Linked DNA regions of Homo sapiens: regions 2 and 3 are each linked to region 1. Evidence: chromatin loops called from intact Hi-C (ENCODE). Cell type or tissue: PC-3. All regions are shown on one strand.

Evidence for each region. Hi-C counts contacts between places; a loop is a spot of excess contacts. Peaks named below come from ENCODE experiments on the same cell type or tissue, not always from the same donor. Only the 100,000 strongest peaks of a DNase experiment are listed, where the experiment ranks them.
Region 2: a loop joins it to region 1, with 2.6 times the contacts of the local background. A loop is called at or near these places in 5 of 110 quality-filtered maps.
Region 3: it touches region 1 in a loop (4-fold over the local background); 3 of 110 quality-filtered maps call a loop at or near these places.

Annotation. Positions count from the first base shown.
Region 1 is chr5:74,060,041-74,068,040 of GRCh38, reverse strand. The region is part of intron 2 of LINC02122 (long intergenic non-protein coding RNA 2122); the gene reads left to right. Among named protein-coding and RNA genes, the nearest start is that of LINC02122, 39 kb to the left of the region's middle. RefSeq lists a silencer at 3,810-4,010. In PC-3, no CTCF peak of the experiment used is centred here; DNase peaks (open chromatin) are centred at 70 and 4,010; H3K4me3 peaks cover 314 bases; H3K27ac peaks cover 2,040 bases.
Region 2 is chr5:74,124,236-74,132,235 of GRCh38, reverse strand. No RefSeq gene overlaps it. Among named protein-coding and RNA genes, the nearest start is that of LINC02122, 25 kb to the right of the region's middle. In PC-3, CTCF peaks have their summits at 3,927 and 4,128 (motif pointing right); no DNase peak of the experiment used is centred here; H3K4me3 peaks cover 443 bases.
Region 3 is chr5:74,324,136-74,332,135 of GRCh38, reverse strand. It overlaps LINC01333 (long intergenic non-protein coding RNA 1333), which reads right to left. Exons shown (of 5, transcript NR_197443.1): 2 at 7,618-7,705; 3 at 6,199-6,324. LINC01331 (long intergenic non-protein coding RNA 1331) reads left to right here. Exons shown (of 4, transcript NR_197436.1): 4 at 3,851-4,692. Among named protein-coding and RNA genes, the nearest start is that of LINC01333, 6.5 kb to the right of the region's middle. In PC-3, no CTCF peak of the experiment used is centred here; DNase peaks (open chromatin) are centred at 3,765 and 4,995; H3K27ac peaks cover 2,010 bases.

The DNA.
Region 1 (8,000 bases):
CTAAGTAAACTTCCAGGAAAAACAGGAAAACGGGGGGAAATTTTTAAAGAAGTAATGAAAAAAATGAGTCACCAGATTTAAGAGGCTCATAAAATTTCCAGCACAATGAAGGCAAACACACCCAGGCCAAAAATATTGTTATGAAACTTGAGAACACTGGGAACGAAAAGAAAAAAGCACCCATGGAGAAGGGGAACAGATCAGAACAGATCAGGAATGATATTTACACCAAATTTCACAACATCAATATCGGGAGGTAGACTATATTGAGGAAGGATTTCAAAATTCTGAGAAGAAATTATTTTCTACATATTCTATAACCATGAGAATGGAATAAACATTTTTAGACACACATTGCTTCCAAATACTTACCTTCCATGCACCCTTTCTTAGGAACTGCTAGAGGTTGTTCTTTACCAATGTGAAGGACTAATCGAGAAAAAAGAAAATGGGATCTCTAAGGGACCTAACACGAGGCCCTGGCAAAGGGAAGTGCCAGGTGGACAGCTGCCCCTCAGGCTGAGAGGGCCCTGGGCACAGAGCAGGCAGGTGAAGGACAGGGTGACAGGGAAGGGGTCTCCCAGGGAAAAATGAACTGGTATCTAATATTTGGGCTGTTTGGAAGATAATTAAGATCTGTTTTTTGTTGTTGTTGTTGTTTAAGAGATGAGATCTTGCTCTATCATCCAAGGTGAAGTGCAGTGGCACAATCATTACACACTGCAGCCTTGAACTCCTGGGCTCCAGCACTCCTCTAGCCCCAGTGCTCCAAGCAGCTAAGACTACAGGCCTTAGTCTGGTGGTGTAGCTAGACTACACCACCATGCCTGGCTAATTTTTAACAATTTTATGTAAAGATGTGGTCTCACTATGTTGCCTAGGCTAGTCTCCAACTCCTGACCTTAAGAGATCCTCCCACCTGGGCCTCCCAAAATGCTGGCATTACAGGCATAAGCTACCAGGCTCGGCCTAGAATTTCATTTTTTAAGTATATCAACAGGCACATAGAAAATTTAGCAAAATAATGTCAATGCAATAATTAGAAAAACATTCCACAAATAAGGAAATGTAAACCTTTCTTATTTGGTTTACTAACAAACAATATTTACACAGTAATAATGTAAACATTATCTTTTACTTAAATGAATAATTGTGACATAATTATTCAGAGAATTAAGGGGATGTCATGGGAAAAAAGATTAAAGAGAGCTAAATCTTTGTTTAGCATAATAGGAAGACAAGAATTAAGCCTCAGATTAACAAACCAAGAGAAGGCACTCTTGGTTTAGAAATATGAATGTTTCTGATAGTAGAGACTCAGGAGAGTTGTAAATGTCTGCCTCTGGGGGTGGCATAAACTGGGAGGGAGGAAGGATGGAGCATGAAGTTGCTGAGGTTTGCTATGAGACTTTGAATACAATTGAATTTTTAAAATACGTGTATTTATCAAATTTTAATTTTAAAAGTATTCATGAAATTTAACAGCTACATAATATCTTATCATAGGGTGAACAAATTTATATCCATACTTCTTTATTGACAGATATTTAGGTTGTAACTACAATGTACTTGTTACACATAGAAACTTTACTACAGTTTGGGTTGTTTCCTTAGAGTTGCTACAAATTGAATAATGAGAAAAAGAAGAGAGCATGGTACGATGTTTTATTTATGTATTTCCTTTTATTTCTTCTTACTTATATGTAAAATTATCTTATAAAATTGGGCTGCTAATCTTCACTTAGAGTGGGGCAGGGAAATGCCCACCTTACTGTGCTCTTTTAATATTCTTATTTATAAAAGTGAATTTAATAAATTAAAAAATGGTAACACTTGTTTTAAGTTCCATTTATTTTATTACTACTGAGCTTTCCAATCGTTTTTCCTCCTTTGCGAGTTTTCTGTTCCATTTCCTTTACCTATTGGTTTTTGGAATGTTGGTGTTTTGACTATCAAATTGTGTGACCCCTCTAAATTTGTTTAAAGCTCCAAATATTTCTTTCAGTTTATTGTATTCAAATTAGTTCTCTTTATGCTGTTTTTGACATGAAGATATTTTAACCTTTTTTGCAAGAAAATCTGTAATATTTTCTTATTTTTCTATCACTTTTAAATATGGCAATCCAGATGTTTGAAAAGTATAATATATTTCTTTGTATTTGATATGAGCTGAGTCTCTAAATTTGGCCACCCTCCCCACAATAGCCATTCAGTTATTCCAGGACCACTTCCTCCCCAATTGATTGAAGATGGCACCTTTGTCAAATATTAAATTCTGGAGTATACTGGGGCCTGTTTTTGAACTATCTCTTGTCAGTCATTGATCTATAGCTCTAATTTTGAATCAATGCCATACTGCTTTAACAGTTATAGCTCTATGATATATATTTAACCTATTTTAAGATAAATACCCCACTATTTTTTTGGGGGGGGTGGTTGCAGGAGGAGAGACATTGGGTTTAGAGGACTGGGATCATCTTCCTCCATAGTTCACCACACGCTATTGTTGTTTTGTTTAAGGAGAATCTCATTTTACTATTTTGTTCTGTAGTACCTCCATCTTCCCACACTTAAATCTCCTACTTCCCCCATAAGCAACAATTTTAACGTACTTGATATCTATACTTTTCTTTATATGTGCTCTTGTAAAACACATATTCATGCACTGTTGTTTTATATACATGTTTTAATTTTCAATATGGGAATTTTTTTAAATATACAAAGAAAACAGAATAGCTTAATGAATAATGAATATCCCCGTACTTATCTCTCTTTTCTGTATTCTTTCACTTAGCCTAATAATGGCTGAGATTTAGTCACATTGCATATTTCAGTGGTTTATTCTTTTATTGATGAAAAGCATTTCATTTATGGCTACTACAATTTGTTTAGCCATTCTCCAGTTATTGAACATTTGGGTTGCTTCCAGTTTTTTGCTATTGTGAGTAAAGCTATGTTCATTCTTGCACAAACTTTTGTAGACCTGTTTTCATTTCTCTTGGATAAAAACCTAGGAATAGAATTACTGGGCCAAGGGTAGGTAGATGTATGTTTAAAGAAATCTTCAAACCTTTTTAAACGTGATCGTATCATTTTATATACCCACTGGATAGTGGTGTATCTAGAGTATTTAACACTTGAAGTAGATAATTTTTAGCATTCTTTTCTTCTATATAACAAAATTATTTTCAGTAGCATTCATGTAGTAATCAGTGATGATCATTATTTTACTGATTCATTCTTAAGTTTAAATGACCAGTTAATTGAACAAAGTTCAATTTTTAAAATGTCACTCAAATATATTCATGCAGGAATAAAATTTTTTACATATCTAAACAGAAACATAAAACCTTGCAGTTTGCACTCTACTTCTGTTTTAAATTTTAAGCAAATGAAAATTGCAAGTGGTCACATAGAATGACAGAATTAAAGTAACTAAAGTTCTGTTATTTTGACTTTACACTCACAGTGCTTTCATTGTTTATTTCAATCTACTGTTTAAATGCAGGCATATGTAGTGGGCTGCAGACTAAAATTGTGCTCTGAAGGCAGCTGAAAAGATTCCAAACCATAAGAGGCTCATTCTCTAAACACATGTAGCTGAATCTGAATGTGTAGGGACTGGCTGTATAACTGGGAGTAACTGGACTTCTGTGCAATATACAGTGATTATCAAAGGACAGATAATAAAATGTGCTAATCTGATGCTTACATATACATTATTAAAATTCCAGAGTAACCTCAAAAACTGTTTAGCTCTTAGACCAACAAAAAGATATTTTTCAGGGAGAAGGATTTTATCACTAATGTTGTTTAGAATTGCCAGCATATGTTGATAATAAAAAGCAGACTGACTTATAATCAGGTTTATTATTGTTTTTAAATTCTCTGAAGGCAATGCACCCACCTCCTAACAACCTTTGCTCTGGATGACCACTTCCTCCCCCTCACCCTTGATTCATCGCTGCCACCAGCATTGTATAAATGTGTGGGGCGTTCCACAGCCTTGTTGACATTTGGCATTGTCAGTCTTTTAAAACTGTAGACATTCCAGTGGGTGTATGGTATGTCATTGTGGTTTTAACTTGCATTTCCCTACGATTAATGACATTAAACACTTTCCTATGTACTTCCTGGTCATACATATTGTATCCTTTGCATCTATGAGTGTGCCTATCTTAGATAACTCATGTGAGTGGAACCAGGCAGCATTTTTCCTTCTGTTCATTTCACTTAGCATAATGACTGGTTCATTTCACTTAGCGCAATGTCCCCCAGATTCATTCACGTCATCACAAATTCAGGATTACTTTCTTTTTTAAGACTGAATAGTATTCCCGTTATATGTATACACCATGTTTTCTTTATCCATTCATCTGTCTGTGGACACTTGGGTTGTTTCTGTATCTTGGCTATTGTGAATAGTGCCACCATGATCATGGGAGAACAGATTGAGATCCTGATTTCACTTCTTTTGGATACGTACCCGGAAGTGGGATTGCTGGATTACATGATACCACTATTTGAGTTTTTCATGCCAAGCATTCTTGCATTCCTTGTATTAACAACACTTGATTACAATGTTACTTTTTATGCATGGCTGGATTTCTATCTTATTTGGAATTTTTTTGCGTCTATATTCACAAGTTAAATAGGTCTATGTTTCTTTTTCCATGTTGTTCTTATCTGCTGTTGGAACCAAGATTATATTAGGCTTATAAAACAAGCTGGAGTAGGGAAAATGTAAGAAAAGCCTTTAGCATCTTGTAATGCCAGAAAATAAAAGTTCTGGAGAAAGGATAGGGGCATTGTTGCAGAGGGCACAGGAGCCAAACTGAAAGAGACCGCAGTGGCCAAAACTGAAACAACTTGAGCAACAAAATATTTAACAGCAGTATTGGATTATAACCCATGGAATAAAATAAATGTCCATGAGGCCATGCTGATATTAAGTAATTAATTCATGGAAGAAAAAAGATGGCTTTTAAAAAAACTAGAATTCTAATAAATATTAGAAGAAATGAGGGAAATAGAATATCACCATTAGAATACCACAGTAATCATTACTGCAGGCAAGATCAACCGATGAATGCTAAAACTAGTGGGCAAAACTTTAAGGAGAAACAGTATTTGCATAACCTCAAAGTATCTTCCCCCAATACTTTACTAATTACAAAGGGAAAGATAGCAGCTTTACAGTGGAGACATCTGGGAGACATCTCCAAATGATTAAGGTTAACATCAGTAACAAGACATATAATGTCCCCCTTAATCTTTAGGTTAGTTAGTAGCATTGTATGGATGTTTTAGTTTTTATAATTGTACTACGATTATGCAAGATTTTTAACATTTGAGAAAGCTAGCTAAAGAGTATAAGCAGTTCTGTTTTTGTAAACTTTCTGTGTCTAAAATTATTTCAATATAAAAATTCAATTAAAGATTGCAGAATAAAAAATCTATGATTAATATATACCTTTGTTTAGATTAGAAAACTTTTGTTCTTTTTGTATTTTTTGTACTTTGCAAATACTTGCTGGAACAACTTATGTAAGTCATCAATTAACTGAGTTTTAAAAAATACAATAGCAATCAACTGTGTAGCTCTCTGGACTGGGGATTCTGAAAGAAAAGTGCTTTACTGTCATTTCTTAATACTTTAATATTTCATTCTTTCATACTTATTGGTTCATGCAAGTTTTCTATTATACTGATTTTGGCATATTTTCAAAAATTTATGCATTTCACTAAGTTCAAATTTAGTCATTTTGTTTTTTTAAAAAACTTGTGCTTTCTGTAGAAATTTCTCCCTTTTCATTCTGTACTTGGTTTACTTGCATATTTTTTCTTGATTTATTCACTCTAGAAACCTATCTATATTGCAAATATTTTTAAAGAAATAACTTTGGACTTAGTTAACCTCTGTGTCATTTGCAGGTGTGGGTACAGATACATGCACTATTTTACACATTATATATTTATCTTTTTTTTCTTGTTTCTTTGAATGTTCTATTGCTTTTTCTGTACCTTGTGAGTTAAATCCTTAGCTAAGTGTTGCTTTTAACCATTTTTATTTTCCAATAAATGTATTTTAAGCTGTGTATACAATGACCTGCTTTATCTGTGTTCCTTTAAACTCTTGGAAGTAACATTGTTAGAAGGCAAATTTTTTAATATAGAAATTCACCAAATTTTGAGATATGAAAAAAGGAGAGAAGCATGAACGTCCTTCATCAACTGCTCCTCCCAGCAGGGCTGTGGCTGCCCTGATATAACCAGGACATCAGTGCCCTGAGCTGTGGAGGTTGTTTCTAGGGCATTAGGGTAGGGAAGGTTTATACAGAGGCCACATGGGAAAGCAGAATTTTGTTTCTCCAACCTGTCCTCTCTCAATTTCCACTGGTTGCTCTGTGTCCAGCCTGCAACCATCTCACCTACCCCAGACCTACACACACACACACACACACACACACAGAGACGCACACACATACACAGAGAGGCACACATACACAGACAGGCACACACATACACAGAGGCACATGCACACAGACACATACAGACTCACCAAAGACACACAGGCACACATTCAGACATTCAGACACATTGTATGACACACAGTCACATAGACAGACACACAAAGACACACATTCAGAGACACAAAGAAGCACATAGACAGAGACACATACAGACATACACACAGACACACAGCCACACACATATAGAGATATGCAGACACACAGACACATACAGAAACACACACATATAGAGACAGACACACACAAGGACACACGCACATTCAGAGACACACGCAGAGACACAGACACACATACAAAGACACACACACACACACACACACACACACACACAGGTTTCACTCCCGACAGGGGTCTTGCTTTCACTTAGTTCCATGCTTTCTTCTTACTTCCAATAGTTTTTCTAGGGTTGCTACTGGGCAGGGTGGCAGGAGGCCATGAGAATCCACCATCTTAACAGGAGCCAGAAATGGTCCTCATTTTCCACATTTTTTAGCTATTTTTATACCTGCAGATCAGTTTAAAATAACTTTGTCAGTTTCTTCCAAAAATCTTCACTAGGGTGTTAGTCATACTTGTCATATGACTACACGTTAACTTGTGAATAACTGACATAATTTTGACAGGCAATATTGCCATTCAGCCATCAAGTACCTGGGATATTCAATTATTTTCTCTCTCAAGAAAGTATTATTTCATTTAGGTTTCACACATTTCTTGTTGAGGGTTTCTAGTCATTTTGTGTCTTTTACTGCTATTGAGTGTGGGATACACTTCCATTTTATTTTATAACTAATAATTGCTGATCTATAGAAAGGTCTATTGACATTTGCAGGCACATTGACTATTCGGTGGTTCCACATCATCTACAAATTCTAATGATAATGGGAAATGGGTTTTAAAATATCCTCTCAAAAACAAGTGAAAATTATAATTTACTTTATTTTCACAGTAATGAGAGGGAAAACTATTTGTATCTGGGGCTTTGTAATTTTCTTGGGGAGTATGTGGTCATTATATTTTTCTCATAAATGTAATACATGGTGGAAACTAGAGGGAAAATTTAAAAGGTTGAGAGAGGGGTGTCACAGTACTAAGTGATATCCTCTGTGTTTTCGTGTGAACACACACACACATACACACACCTCTGCTTATTAGGAGATGGCTTATGGCTGGAAAGTTCTCACAACTAAGTTTCAGACATAACTAGACATGTCCAGCAGTCTGGTAGACAGTCAAAATATGTAATATTGTGTTTGTTTACTGAGATAGTTTGAAGGACCAGTCTTGAAGAGTTTTCTTGGATCTTAAGGGAGATCTCTTAGGGACAAAGGAACCAGATGCGATTAACTCATCTGGTAACAAAACCTTAGTGGGACCTGGGTGATCCTGAGTCCAGAATCATGTCAATCACACAAATCTGTCCCCAGCTCAAGCCCCTGGGTGCACCTTTAGGTCCTATGAAGAGAA
Region 2 (8,000 bases), 64 kb before region 1:
TGCTCACCTCTTAACTCTGTTTAGTGGTGTTATTGGTGGCTTGCCAAGATGAGACTAGAGATTTTATAAGACATTAATAAGGGCTTAATTTATTGTTGATTGTTTAACATTTTTCATCACGTCCTTAATTCTAATGTGAGTGAAGCTTAAAAGCAAGTTATGTCTGTAGTCGTTAACATTGTGGATGGCACAAAACACTGGCAGAATATGCTTCCAGTATTGGAAAGCCATAATCGGATTCATTCAGCAAAGAGAGCACTCTCAAATCTAGTGGTGTGCTGGTAAATGGTTTACAATCGGCTCTCCCAAGAAAAAAATATGTGCATATGTATATAACTTTAAATTTTACTGGTGTAAAGGATATGTAGCTCACAGTTTAAGAAAAACAATAAAATACTCAATATTCTTCTAAATTCCATAAAGCCAATTCTCAGATTGCATTTTGCTTTTTATGAACGCATATCTTTCTATATTCAACCTACAATATAACTGTGTAACAATGCAAGTATGGTTTCTACATGAATATTGACCATATTCTTCTCTTAGGGTTGAGTATGATGAAAGTAAAACAACAAAGACATGTTTCAATACCACTAGATTTGGGATACAATACTCATCTCTATCTAGTGCTCCCAGAGAGGGTAGCCAAAAAAAAAAAAAAAAAAAAAAAATCGGCTCAAAAAAGAGCTTCACTTCTGCCCAGCAAGGAGTGAGTGTCTTTGCAGAGTAGGAATAGTTACTTACAACAAGTATATGAAGACCATGATAGTGACAGACCCCAACAGCTGCAAGAACTGCAGTGAAGGTTTGCGTCCCACCCCACACCTTAAATTTGCACATTCCCCTCCCTTGGATTTTTCTTTTGTGCTTTTAATTCAAGTCACATGTGTAATTTAAGAACCTATAAATTACAAAGGGTCTTTCAAACAAAGTCAGTATGTAAATATAAAATATAACATTAAATCCCCATCATTAATATTGAAGAGTAAGTCAATATTTGATAAAAATCGCCTCAGGGGAATGTGCCTTTCTGCCTGGTTTTATGCTTTGCAGACTTATTCAATTATTATTTAATTACCTGGTTAAATGTCATGGCTTACAAAGCAGGGATTATATTAATAATAGCATGAGGTTTATTTTAAACTAGCCCAACATTGGATAGAGCTGATTTTGTTTTACCCTCTCACAGAACACAGAATTCACATTAGTCTTCTGCACCTGGTTCGAAGTGAATTGATTCTATTTAAGCTTTTTTCCCCCTCCTGCTCCCTCTTTAAAAATCTTCCTTCTGTATTTGTCATATTTTTCCAGTCTTTCAGCTATTCTCCACCCCACCTCTTCTTCTGCCCTCTGGGAGTCTTAATTCCACAGTAAATCAAATAACTTAACAAAGGATTGTGTCTGAAACCCAGAAATAGAAAATAGATGCCAGGTCACAGAGAACAATCTAGTTTCAAAAGAAGGTGCTGCACCACGCGGGGCCGCTTTCCAGCCAGCACCTTCTGACTGAATGGTTTGCTGTTGAATTCATCGCTATAAAGTTGCTATAGCAACCGCTCTATCAGAAGGATTTGTTGGCACCTAGATGGACTTTATTTCTGACATTCGAAGAGGGAGGGTGAAGACAACATTTAATGAGAGGGACTGAGTGACATTAAATTGCTCTCCTTTCAGCTTTGTCATATTGGACCAATATTTGGGGATATTTTGAGCATGGCCTTTTGTCAGCCCAAGAGCAGCAGAGGTGCTCTCCGGAGGGGAGTGAAGATGGGGACAGGGAGCAGACCCGGGAGGGTTGGATGAGTCTGGGAGAACAGCTGAAACGTGGTGGACCACGCTGGCCTTTTGTTCTCCACCATCTGTGTGCTGTAGTTTTGGGAGTGGAGCCAAAGCTACGTTACCTGTATTGTGCTCCACGGAGCTGGGGCGCCGCCGTGGTCCTGCCTCAGATGCAGGGGCCTCTCATACAATGACAAGGCCATAATAGCCTGGCAAATAAACTATTTGAACATTTGGCTTTATGAATATTGAGCAAAATTCTTCAAATAAATTATGAAAATGACTCTAAGTGAACAGACATCTGAATCCCATCGCAAGCCTAGGGCCACTGATTTGTAATGCTAAGTATGATAATAGTTATATAAATGGGGAATACTTTTCAAAATGACTGAGCTTCAAAAATGCTGCACTAAAAGGGATACTACTCCTAGAGAAGAAATAGTCTGAGTTAAATTAAAAAAAATGGATAAAAATGTTCGCTTTTAAGAACATTAATGCCTAGGATGTCTAACTGCATGGCTGAATAGAATATATGCAAAACACGTACATATAGTGCCTTTTCAGATATGGAAAATAAAAATCAAATTATGTAGCCTTGAAAAATTATAATTTACAAAGCATCATATAGCCAGCCTTTCAGAAGGTCAGTTTGGCAATTTATCAAAACCTTTGAAATTTTGAATCTTTGACTAAGCAGTTTCACCTCTGGTAATTTGTCTTAAGGTAATAATTGATATATGCAAAGTCTTAGCAATAAGAAAGTTAATCACTATGTGGATAATTAGCCTTCAGAAAAGCTCTAAATGTAAACCATTAGGGGAACTATTTAAAATTATGGCATATCCATGTAACAGAGTACTTTGTAGTCATTAAAATGATGGCAGAAGTATATTTGATAAAATGGAAATAATATTAACAGTACTGAAGGGAAAAAAAGCAGATTTCTATAGAAAACACATGGCTAATTCCATTTTTAAAGAGTATATATACATTTAAAAACCAGTTGAGATTCAATAAAATAGTAAAGGCCATTATCTGCATGGAGTGGGATTATAGATAATTTTATTTTCTTTATGCTTATATCTTCTGGGTTATCAACAACATTTTCCTGCTGTATCGAAATGTTGTAAAAGTATTGTACAAAGGAAACACTCTTTTCACATTTCTATTAATCACTTATGTAATTCTTATCCAACTTATTTCAGAAAGAGAAGGAAAATCCTGGCCAGACACTCCAGTTTCATGTGTCCTGATAAGCTCACATCTACTCTGGAAATTAATGGATGCAGATGTCCAGGTTTTCTCAAATGCAGAGACTTGTGGTATCAAACCCCTACAATGGCAAGTCTTGGTTCTGAGATCCATAGTTCAACAACCACCCTGTTTTCTGGGAGAACCAAATTGCTAGAATCTGTGACACAGGATGGCAAGAATAAGGAGAAATGAAGGTAGTTCTGTAAACAAAGCAGAAAGTGTTATAAAGGTAATGAAATCATGAAATAAGACTGGTTTTATAGCCGTCCTATGGAAAACAGCCTCTCCATTTTATAGTCCTATCCAATACAGTACAGAAATAGCCCAGTGAAGCTCTGCAGAGCCTCACCTTTGGGCAGGAAGACTACCTGGGGATGATACCCCTTACCCTCTTTCTGGCTGTCCCCAGGAGTCAGGAATATTAGGACTCTGGTCCTCTTCTCTCATCTGTCTCCCACCCCAGCTTAGGCAGTCATTGGCAATCAATCCATCAACTGGAGTTCGTCATGACACTGGGTCCCAGTTTAAATGCAAAGGACCATACTCTCAATCTTCCTCCATTGCTCTGCACTATGACAATACAAGAACCTGGAACACCTTTATAAATCAGGTATTTTAGAACTCAAAAGGCAGTGCATTTATTGCATTTATTGTGAATAAAAACTCGTGTAATAGATTTATCCTAACTTGCCATAACCCCTGAAAAAGGAATATATAGGAAGCATTTTTAGTGGTTCCTATACTTTGTTACATGTGCTTATATTAACCTTGGCAACATTTGAATAAACTTATTACATTAATAGTTATATGAATTTGATTTTAGAAAAATAACCTATCCTTGGAAGGGAAGTGTCATCACCTCCATGTAAACAATATTCCTCTGCACACAATGCCCTTTATTTTGGCAACGTGTCTTTCCTGCCATCTGCCTCGGGAAGCACTTGCCAGAGTTGCAATAATAATTGAGTTACAGAGGGAATTAGGTGTAATGGAGGGGAAGGAAATTGATTGCTTAATTTTTATTAACAGAAAGAGAAAATTGTGGCGTTCTGCCGTGAACAGAAATGAAACAAAGAGGAAAGATACAGAGAGATGACTCCAGGTGGCAGGAATGTTCCTGCACAAACAGGAGCAATCCTGCAGGGAGGGTAAGAAGAGGCCAATGCTAACCTAGCTGAAAGAGGCAACTGGAAGGGAAGCAAGGGGGGAAAAGTAGCCCTGGCTGAGCTGATGTGGCTTTGTGCACTGAGGAAAGGACACAGACACCTGGAGACTATTCACTTCTGCTGGGAGGAGTAGTCGAGCTCTTACTGCATTCTGCCTGTCTGAAGGTCAAGGACCACATCTTTGCCAGGCTGGGGCATGTGTGCGTGAGTGTATACAATGAGTGACTTCTGAGTCTTGCCCTCCCTGAATGTGACAGTGTCTCTGAGGGAACTGAACAACTATAAAGCCCTAGATGGATTAATGGAGGTCATTCAGACTTCACCAGGACTAGGCTGTATCCTCTAGGCAATTGTGTCCTGGCCCGTGAATAGCACAGGCTGCTGGAGCCGAGTTGGACCCCCCTCTCTGATCCTGGAGGGAGCCCCACTCCACCTTCCTATGAAGTCAGTTTCCTTCCTCTCTCAGGGTAGCTGCTGGCTCCGATAACCTGCCTGTGCCTCCCTGGAACTCACTGTAAGCTGGATATCAGTTTCACATGTTTGGTCTGTGGGATGTAGGAAGGAAGTGGACTCCCTGGATATTGGGTGAGAGGGGCAATTGGCTTGGGGAAAGAGGCTCAGATGGTTAATATTGCAGGATCATTCAGTGCACTTAAGGCTATGCCACACTGTCAATTGCACACAGAATGTGGCTGTGTTTGGTCTTCTGTGAGAGATGCACAGGCTTGAGTGTGGAGAGGAGAACTGAGGCAGTGCCTCCAGCCCCTAAGGATTCCAGTCCCCTGAGCTCCCTCCTGGCAGACATGATTCTGGGTAGTAAATTCCTAGGCTTCTCGACTGAGAACATTAACACAATTGTGAACAGACATGTTTGCTAAAGAAAAGGCCATAAATCACAATTTGCCTCCCACAGGAGAAAAACAGGAAAGAAGCATATAGCTGTACTCTGTATTTACTAATGAGGATAATTTGCATATGTTTAAATTATAACTTGGGGGAGAATCTAACTGATAAGGTAGAGCCCAGCAATGCAGCAAGGTAGATAATATCTATAAAATGGGGTAGGAGGAAGTTAAACAAATTGGACACATGCATCTGATACACTAATAGATAAAAGTAAAGTAATGCTTTCGAAGTCTATTTAAACATGTGAAAATCTTCACGACATAAAACTTAAGAGGATTTGAACTGCTGGCATACAGTATGAACCCAGTTAGGCTAAGTGAAACAAAGATAAATATAGGTAGAAAAAACATACAAAATGTTAACACGGGCTAAGTGTGAATGATGGGATTCTGGGTGTTTATTTTCCTCCATGAACTTCTGATAATCCAATTTTTCTAAAATGATCATGTGTTACTTAAGAATCAGCAAATCTTTAATGCCATTAGGTCAGAAATTTTTTATTACCAATTTTTGGAAAGAGGTAAAGAGCAATGAAAGAGGAAACTTATTAGATTGCAATAGTTTTGAATCTGTAGTTCTGTTTCACATAGTTACCTGTATGATTCAGATATGATTAGGCTTCCTGGGGCCTGGGTGTTTATAGTGCTCTTCCTGATACTCTGTTACTATCAGGTTCTCCAGTTCAGTCGGTTTCCTTTGGTTTTCTGAACATGACCAGGTATGCAACTGGATATTTTCCAGACTAATGACCTTTAGAACATCATTTGTACATGGTTCTTACTTACAAACCATGCCATGACTTAAAACATATAGTTTAAAATGCTGGCCATTCAAGGTTGCCTTCAGCCAAGACTTCCCTGAAATGTTTACTGTAGAGAACAACATTGAATTTGTGGTTATAGAGTTTTACCTCAAAATGTAATCTACAGACCCCAAGATTCCCGTCTTCCGACTGTGTCATGAAATTTGAGTGATCTAGGCCATTAATTATACTGTTCCTAATTGTCTCGAAGACTTCTGGTTGTAATGTAGACTTCCCTGTGGGGCAGAGACCAACACGATTCTTGGCCCCCAGAAGACACAGTGCTCCCATGAGTTTTTAGTAGCATCTCATGGCATGAGCTGACCCATATTCCTTCCCACCTAGGCTTCTCAATGCGGACAGTAGTTATGTGAAATAAAGTTGGCATCATAGGCTTCCTAGGACTCACTGACTTTACCTGCTAACTCGAAGCATCCAGGAATGTCCCCTAGCTAAGTCCAACTTAATCCAGGACAGAGGCAATCATTCTCAAGTCCTAATTACTCAGCACCTAGGGTGACACTTCATCAAAAACATTTTTAAAATGAAGGTATATGACTACTCATAGTACCACAAAATGGAAACCCTTGTGTGCATCAGCTGAAGAATGGATAAATAAAAATTTCTATTTTCACACAAACAGCAAGGAGACTGATAGCAAGGAGAATGAATGATATACAGCTCGGTGCAATACCTTGGATGCCTTCCACAAATACGATAGTGTGTACAGAAATCAGAAGCACACATAGGTATTAGCTTACTTTATTACAGTGTACTTAGAAAGCATAAGAACAACCAAAGCTAATTATGGTGATGGAAGTCAAGATAGTGATCATTTTTGTGGATGGGGAGCACAGAGGGGCTTCTGAGTAGTGTTAATGTTTTGTTTCTCAGGCTGGATGCTGGTTAGTACAAGTGTGTTCAATTTGTGGGGAAAAAAAGTCCTCAAGCTCCATACTTAGAATATACACACTTTATTATATATACACATGTATATGGAATATATACAATATATGCAATAATCTAACATTGGGAAGTGGAGGTTGGACCAGAGTGGGTGCCACAAATCTGGTACTTCTGTAGAACATTTGGCTCCAGCTCTGCAGGGTTTCCCTGCAGCTTGTGGTGGGGACCACTTTGGATGATGAAGGAGCACTTCCTACCGAAGAGCAGAAGCTTTATTTGCAGGCCTCTTTCATTCTCCAGCACTGGGCAGGGCTCACCACCCTCAGATCACCTCAAACAGGAGCTTGGTGAGCGCTTTCAGAGACAACTGCCTGAGTAAGTGGACAGACGCAGGAGAGGGCACTGCGGCAATCTCTGTAAGAGCACTGATAGTTTATACAACAAGAGTCCCTGTGGTTTCCTGGGCTACAGAGGCTTGCTGCCCTGTAAGCATCAGCCCCTGTCATTGGTAGCTTCCTCCTTGGCTTTGGAGCTAGACTCAGCCTAATTTAAATTCCAGTTTTCCTACTTACAAGCTTTGTGGCCCCAAGGTCATTTCTCCAGGCCCAATATCTCTAAGATGGCGATAACATTATTAGGAGTGCTTGACCCATAAAGTGCTCAATCTACACGATGCTCAAACAAATAGTAGCTCTTAGTACTATTATCCCCATTCTCTTTCCCCATCAGAAACGGATCTTTCTGGCCTGAAGAGCCAAGTATATGGTCTCACAGAAAAGATGGCTGTCAGGAGGTCAGGGAAATTAGAATGTACCTTCCTTTTGCAATGAGCTATGAGGGAAAAGGACCCAGGTTCTAAAATCTAAAATCTAAAGAATGATCCCAGGACTTCTCCCCAGAAACCCAAAGCCAAAGCCCAGGGAAAGTAGCATTTTGGGACAATGGATACAGACTTGCGAATCACTGGCTTCCTTGGGCTTCTCCCTTATATGATAGACTCATGAGAGACAGTGGCATATTACCATGAGCAACTCAGAGACAACCACAGACATTGTCAGGGTGCACCTATCTATGCTGAGGAGGGTAGCACTGAGCCCCTGACATTTTCGGAGAAAAGTTGAGTGATCATACTACAGTTAGATGCAACCAAAGCCAGCTGTACATTTGCCTGGGAGGAGAACGGAGAG
Region 3 (8,000 bases), 260 kb before region 1:
TTTCTCATCCGTAAAATGAGAAAAACACCCCACAGCTTCATTAAATGGATCTGGCCAAATGAGATTCTGTGTGTGAAATGGTCTTCAAATTATATAACACCACGTAAATATTAGGTATTATAATTACTATTGTTACATCATAAGTCTATTACAAGATTCAGAAGAGATAATGCAGGTGAAATTGCCTGGAAAAGTACTACGGAAAAATCTGTCAGGAAAAGTACAAATGTAAAATGGTAATTGAAGTAATAGTATCAGTACTTTTAGTTATGAGAGGCTAGAGACAGTATGAGAAGTACATGAGAGGGTACAAAGGCATTATGTAAATAGAAGGTTTAGAGCATTTGAAAAACAGGCAAGTGGTCAATTCAATGGAAACAGAAGACAAACCCTGGAATTTCCCAGAACAGAAGCATCCATGTTAGTGGAGTTGTGAGCAGGTTAGGAGTCATCGTTCAGACAGTAAGTCCATACAGCATTTTATACTTAATAGGCCTTTTGATGATCAGCATGAGAGACTGACTCAGGTTACAATGAAGAAATTGAGATTCATTGGTGGATATATGTAGGCAGAAATCTGTACCAGACCTCATGGGGGAATTGCAAAGAGCCAAAACTCATGGAGAATGGTATGTCCATCAGGAACTAGGAGGTTACACAGAATCAGAAGCAACTCTGGGAGCTGGATTGCCTTGTGGTCCTAGAGCAGCAGGAGTTTTCTAATTTTCTACTATTTGTGCCACTGCACAACCGAGTATCTCATTGCTCTTCTGCATGTCATTCAGTTTTAGCTGTCTAGGACTGCAGGCTTTCCCCTAGCTTTTGCCTGCCCAGGCTTCCTCTTGCCTGTGGCTTCTGCTACTCTAGGTTTCTGCTGAAGGCCTCTGGGCTTCGGTTTCTTTCCTACCTTTCCACTCATGAATAGCTCTATGATTCTCATTTAGACGCTTCTAGAGAGGGACTCTGAGTGCTTCCATTGATCCCCCTTGTCTTTGTTAGGCTCAGCTTTTGTGTCAGGGCGACTCAGAGAGGAGCTGCTCTGAGGTGAGACTTCTACACCTAGATTGTGATGGTTAATACTGAGTGTCAACTTGATTGGATTGAAGGATACAAAGTATTGATCCTGGGTGTGTCTGTGAGAGTGTTGCCAAAGGAGATTAAAACTGGAGTCAGTGGGCTGGGAAAGGCAGACCCACCCTTAATCTGGTATCTTATCAGCTGCCAGCACAGCTAGAATATAAGCAGGCAGGAAAATGTGAAAAGAGAAACTGGCCTAGCCTCCCAGCCTACATCTTTCTCCCATGCTGGATGCTTTCTGCCCTCAAACATCAAACTCCAAGTTCTTCAGTTTTGGAACTCGGACTGGCTCTCCTTGCTCCTCAGCCTGCAGATGGCCTGTTGTGGGACCTTGTGATCATATGGGTTAATACTTAATAAACATATATATATTCCTTTAATTCTGTCCTTCTAGAGAACCCTGACTGATACAGGGTTCAGACCAATCACCTGCGAATGAGGATCTGAACCTGATCTGAACCTAGCAATTTATGCTCGAAGAACCCCTTCCCTTGGGGCTGTTGGTGGGCACCCCTTGGGGTGGCGTGGGGCAGGTGGCTTGGAGTGGGCAGGCACTCCACAGTTTTCTTGTTCAGTGCACATGTGAGGATGCTTGGAGTTCTGTGACACTCAGTTTACCTTCCACTACTAGGTCAGTAGGAGCAGTGGCTTGCAAAAGGCACTTTCTGTAAAAACAAACACATTAAACAAATACCCTAAGTACAATCATGATGATAATGATGGCAAACAAGATGAAGGAGGAGAAGAGGGAGAAGAAAAAGAAGAAAAATGTAGGGATTTTGAAATGTGTTCCTTTTAAGACACTGTGAAAGAAAATACACACTGTAGAGCAGGTGTGTCCAATCTTTTGGCTACCCTGGGCCACACTGGAAGAACAATTGTCTTGGGCCACACATAAAATGCACTAACACTAACGATAGTTGATGAGCTAAAAAAAAAAAAAAAAAAAAAAAAATCTCATAATGTTTTAAGGAAGTGTATGGGCCAAATTCAAAGCTGTCCTGGGCTGCATGCGGCCCACCGGCCACGGGTTGGACAAGCTTGGTGTAAAGTGTCAGGAATATTATGCTCAGCTGAAGCCGAACTTTATTTTGGATTCTGGTTATTTTATCTAAAGCAGCTTCGAAGTGGCTTCCTCGACATAATTAAGAATCTCAGAATTTTGGAACAGAAAGAAACCTCAAAGAAATCTACTCTTTGGTTAGACCATTTTGCATGATCTAGTCCCTACATCTTAGAGAAGTGGAAATGAGGCTCTGTGAGGCTGAGTGGCTCGGCAAGCTTGGGAGGCCTCTGTTCTGTGATTTCAGAACACAGCGGTGATTTCAGAGATTCTCTGCCACAGAACTGCTAACTCTGGTTGGCTGGTTTCCACTTGAGCACTTGTGTAGATGGAAACCTTATTGGCTTAAATAGTTACCTCTTTCTTGGGGGCAGCTGGCCTGGAACTCCTGCCAATCTTTCCCTTATAAAACAGAAATCTACTTTTTCTATAAAGGTGTGGTGTATTTTCTAAGCTTTATTCAGACCCTGGGTGTTCCCAAGCCGTCTTTCACTGTCACATTCTCACGTCCAATTTATTCAGCCTCAGAGCTGTTACCGAATGGCTAGAACCAGAAGCCACACTAGTTTCCAGGTGTTTGTGAAGGATCTGGCCACTAACAACACAAAACAAAAATAATACCACAATGTCACTGCCGTTTTAATCAATCTCCCAACTTTATCACACAACAATGGCTATCCTGGGTGAAGCTTTTTATGAGTTTTGTGTTCTGCCAACAAACAACCAAAAAATAAAATTGGCACTGGATTAAAAAAATTCATGTTATAGTGGTAGCTGAGGTGTTCTCGTGGTTCTAAAATGATAAACAAAATAGCCAAAATATGTATAAGATATCTGCCATGTTTAACTGTGTGGCTCTGGGCAAGTTACTGTCTCCACCCTTTACAATTCCTATCTGAACACTGGGATATTTGTGTTCTTAGCACTGTCATTGGCTTACAGGAAATGCTTAATAAACTACCTATTAATATTGAATACCTTTTTATTTAGTCTTCATAAGAACTGCATAAAGCTCAGAAAAAATCAAGTAATTTGCTCAAGTTCTAAAAAGCAGAAAGTGGTAGAGTTAGCATAATTAGAACTAATTATCTGAATTCAATTTGGTGGTCTTTTTGCTTCACCAGAGCTAACCACAACTGCCATGTTTTAGGGCTAGGCAATGGGAACCCCAGTGTGTATCCTGGATCTGACTCTCAGCTCCCAGGATTTAGAAACCCCAGTGCAACCCCTGTCTCAGTGCCTCTCTCCTTGGAGGCATCTTGTGGGCCATGCCAACACCCACTGCCCCTCTGCTCTGACAGGTGGCAGGATCCTGGGCTCTGGAGGTGTTGAAGGAGAGGTGTAATTTTCCTCCTCCCCTGCCTATGGGTTGGACTGTTTGACACTCCCTGAGGGGCCTCAAGAACTTCTTGCCATAGACTCTAGGCTCCTTATCTTGGTAAATCAACATAATGCTCACCAAGTTGGCTTTCCTCAAGTTAAGGTGGCTGATGTGTATGGAAATACTCAGTAAGATTTATTGAGGGCCTCACAGAAAACTTGGCAGGTTTTCTTTCTTAAGTGATGACAAAGGTGGCCCTTGCCAGTGAAAGGCCACACTGTTGGCCACCCCTTCTGAAATAGTCTTGTTGACTAAAGTTCTGTGCAGGATTTTATTGGCACCTATAAATAGACAAATTGGCAGCTCCTTGTTTTCTTTTTTATTGACAGATGTGGTGGTGAGACTTGCTCTTGGATGCTGTCAGGAAGTATCATCTGACTGCGTTTGCTACCCTGGGGGAGACAAACAAAACTTGAGTGAAGGAAAATGAGAACTCACCTGAAACCAAGAAGAGTCTTTGGAAAAGGATTTTTGTGTAGGTCATCTGGAAAGTGTTTACTCTTAGCAGTTATGCATAACTATAGTCTTAAGAACAAAGTGAGGTGGGGGTGCGGGTAAGGGTGGGAATGGGGTAGGGGTAAACGAGTGGGTGGAGACGTGTCTGTGTGTCCAAAAAACTGCCCCAAAGCAAACATGGCCACGTGCACACATCTAAACCAATGTGTCTCTTAAGACTTTAGCCTCCAGTATACTATGTAGTCGCTGCATTCGTTGACTTTCTTGTCTTACTCAGCAAAAGATGTAGACGATTTCCACTATCTTTCCATAGACCCTCGCTAAATGACCAGATGGGAAAAGTCTATTGCCTGACCAAATTGCCAGTCAGCCCATGAGCAGTCCAGACAGTGCAGGATTTATAGAAAAGGAATTTTTATGATTTCTTCCTGCCCAACCCCCACTAAGAAGCAAAGGCCCTACTCTTGACCTTGGCATCCCCTTGTTGCTTTCTTCTCGTCCATGACACCTAGGCTTGATATTCTTTACCTTGGGTATTCTTGTGAATATTTGCTGAATTTTCATTTACACCAAATACAATTCAGAAGACAGAGGCTTTCCAAGGTATGAGTGTGTAAGTATGTTAAAGAAAAGCTCTCAGCTTGTCTCATGGTTTAAAGTCCTCCTAAGATATCTGAGCTGAATCTAAGGAATAAAGTAGATTGGTTCCTCCCTGTCTGATGAGTTTTATCAAAATGTGATAAAATGTGGTAAAGAAAAATGGTGGGCCAACTTCGTTATAGTTCTACTGAGGGACACTGTACAGGTAAACCAGGCCATAACTCATTTGTCCTGTGACAGTTTTTATTATTCTGTTTTTATGCAGTTTTGAAGAGTGAGGGGAATTGCCCTAGACAACAGATGTGAGAGACTTTTTTCTTTCTTTCTGTCCTGTGGACAGGCCTCAGGCTCCAGCCCAGTGACTCATTGTTGTGGTATTATATACCTCAAGATGAAGTGTGTGCGGTGGAAAGTGTGGGCAGGATTTATCAGTGCGACTTCTTCCTTTGAAGTATCAAGGCAGGCTACTTTGCTGATGGTTTCTGGAACCTGGCCAAGCCCCAATATACTGTGAAAATAGCTGTCTTAGGTTTTCCTGGCACATGAGAACATTTGCACTTGATTCTCAGACCTCCATTGCTTTCTGATGTTTTTGAGGCCAGTGTTCTTGGGATTTAGGGCTCAGGGCCAGATTGTAACCCTGCCTGTTTGTACTCCTTCAAATGCCCCATCCCAACATGGTTTTGATGGCTCCAGATACAGACTGTAACACCAACTTGAGTTCCAAAGTGCAGGCTGGCTTTAGGTTGCTTTTAAGCATTCATGCATAAATTTCTCTATAGCCCACATTTCCTGCTACCCTGCCCCCACTAACAAAATGCTGACTCTTAAGGCGTTTTACTGTGACAATGCTTTCTACGGCAAAGCATCTTCACATTTTCAGCTTGAAAGCAAGGCAATGTGTACGCGGAGAAAAACATAGGAATACCATGATAACTCTATCAGTAAATTGAAAAAATAGGGCTGGGCATGATGGTTTTACACCTGTAATCCCAGCACTTTGGAGGCCAAGGCCAGTGGATTACTTGAGGCCAGGAGCTTGAGACCAGCCTGGCCAACACGGTGAAACCCCGTCTCTACTAAAAATACAAAAATTAGCTGAGTGTGGTGGCACGCGCCTGTTATCCCAGCTACTTGGGAAGCTGAGGCAGGAGAATCTCTTGAACCTGGGAGGTGAAGGTTGCAGTGAGCCAAGATCATGCCACTGCACTCCAGCCTGGGTGAAAGAGTGAGATTCTGTCTCAAAATTTAAAAAAAGAAAGAAAGAAAGAAAAAGAAAGAAAAAGAAAGAAAGAAAAGTTCTCCTTTTCTAGTTAAAAAAAAAATCTATCATCTATTTGCCTGTACCTTCCTCCTCCCACCTTTATTCATTGTCATACTGTTATTAATTTTGGGAACAAACGACATAAGAGCCTAATTATGTTAGACTCCCAGACACCCTTCCAGAGGTGAATGATCAGCCACATTTCTCATCACCCAGCTATGTGTAATAAATAGTTTCCTTGTAAATGCGTATTTCCCAATAGATGCCCCATTTCAGGTTTCCCTCTAGCCTGGGAACCAGACTCTGTCATTCCTGATTAAAATATTGCCAGCCTGTGCTGGGGAACCCATAACTAACCTTGCTGAGCATCTTTTGCACTTTCTCCTTTTGAGTGGGCAGACCCTTTAATAAGGCAACTTGATGTGACTGGACTTGAATCTGGGGAAAGTCTTAGAAAGCTGGCAGATCCATGTCAATGTCCTCCTAGTTGAAAAGACAATTGATATGTTTGCAGGTTGGGTTCTGTTATGGGCTGAATTGTTCCCCCCAACCCTCTCAAATTCATGTGGTGAAGTCCTAACCCCCAGGACCTCAACGGGCCCTTGTTTGGAGATAAGGTATTACAGAAGCAATCAAGTTAAAATGAGGTCATTAGGGTGGGCCCTAATCCAATATGACTGATGTCCTTACCAAAAGGGGAAATTTGGGCTGGGCACGGTGGTTCATGCCTGTAATCCCAGCACTTTGGAAGGGCGAGGGGGCAGATCACGAGGTCAAGAGATCGAGACCATCCTGGCCAACATGGTGAAACGCCATCTCTACTAAAAATACAAAAATTAGCTGGGTGTGGTGGCGCATGCCTGTAGTCCCAGCTACTCGGGAGACTGAGGCAGGAGAACAGCTTGAACCCAAAAGGTGGAGGTTGCAGTGAGCTGAGATTGTACCACTGCACTCCAGCCTGTGTGACAGAGCAAGACTCTGTCTCAAAAAAAAAAAAAAAAAAAAAAAAAAAGTTGGGGGGGAAATTTGGAGACAGATCTATACACATGGAGACTGCCATGTGAACATAAAGACAGTTCTCTACAAGCCAAGGGGAGAGGCCTGGAGCAAGTCCTTCCTTCACGGCCCTCAGAAGGAACCAATGCTGCGGACGCCTTGATCATGGATTTCCAGCCTGCAGAACTGTAAGCCAATAAGTCGGTGTTGTTTAGGCCACCTCATCAGTGGCACTTTGTTGCGGCAGCTCCAGCACATATATATGTCTCTTTGGCAGCAGGTTCTGAGGCAGAGATGAGTATGTAGGGCTTATTAGGGAGTGCTCTTGGGATAAACTCCCATGGAAGAAAAGGGAAGGGGGCAGATTGGGACAAGGGATAATTTGAGCTGTGATGTAGTCCCAGCAAAGGTCTCAGCTGACTTCATGGGAAGCTCTGGAGCTGGTATGGCGCTTCGTTGTTGGAATATGAGCTTGGGCCTTTATAACTCCCTGCTGATCAGTCACTGGGTGGGGGCTGCCTCTGCCTAGTTTTCATAAGCCTAGACAAATCCCGAAGAGGATTGACAGTTGGGGATTGTATTTTGGGAGCAATTCCAGCTTCTGCGGGATAAATCCTTCAATCCTCATGGGGGATCTCAGTGGCACATCACAGCACCACCATGAATACATGTCACCAGGGGTTGGCTGACTTAGGAAATTTGATAAGCCACCCTTAATTTTCAAAATGGGGTTGAACTTTGTAAGGTGTGGTACTGTTCAGTTCTCTTTTTCTTTCTTACTTTCTAGGTGAAGCAGGTTGTGGCTCCCCCAACACTTCGATCCTGTCCTGGGTGAGAGGTGGGGCATGGGAGGTGTATCAATCATTATCTAGACAGAAAAACAGAAACTACTCTGGATGTTTCAAACAGAAGGAATTAATGGAGAAAGAATGTTACCAAGGTGTTAGATGGGCTGGGGAAGCACACAGAGAGGGAAATGTGCCCCAGAGATCAGGAAGCTGGGGTTTTTCAACCTGGGTTGAAACCTGCAAGCCCACACTGTCTGCTGAGTTTCTAAAGATGCTGCTGCTGTTACCATTGCCACAGTCGGATCTATGCTGTTCTGACTAGGAACCCCGGACACTACATTTTGATGCTGGTGAAACCAGGACTGACACCGCTAA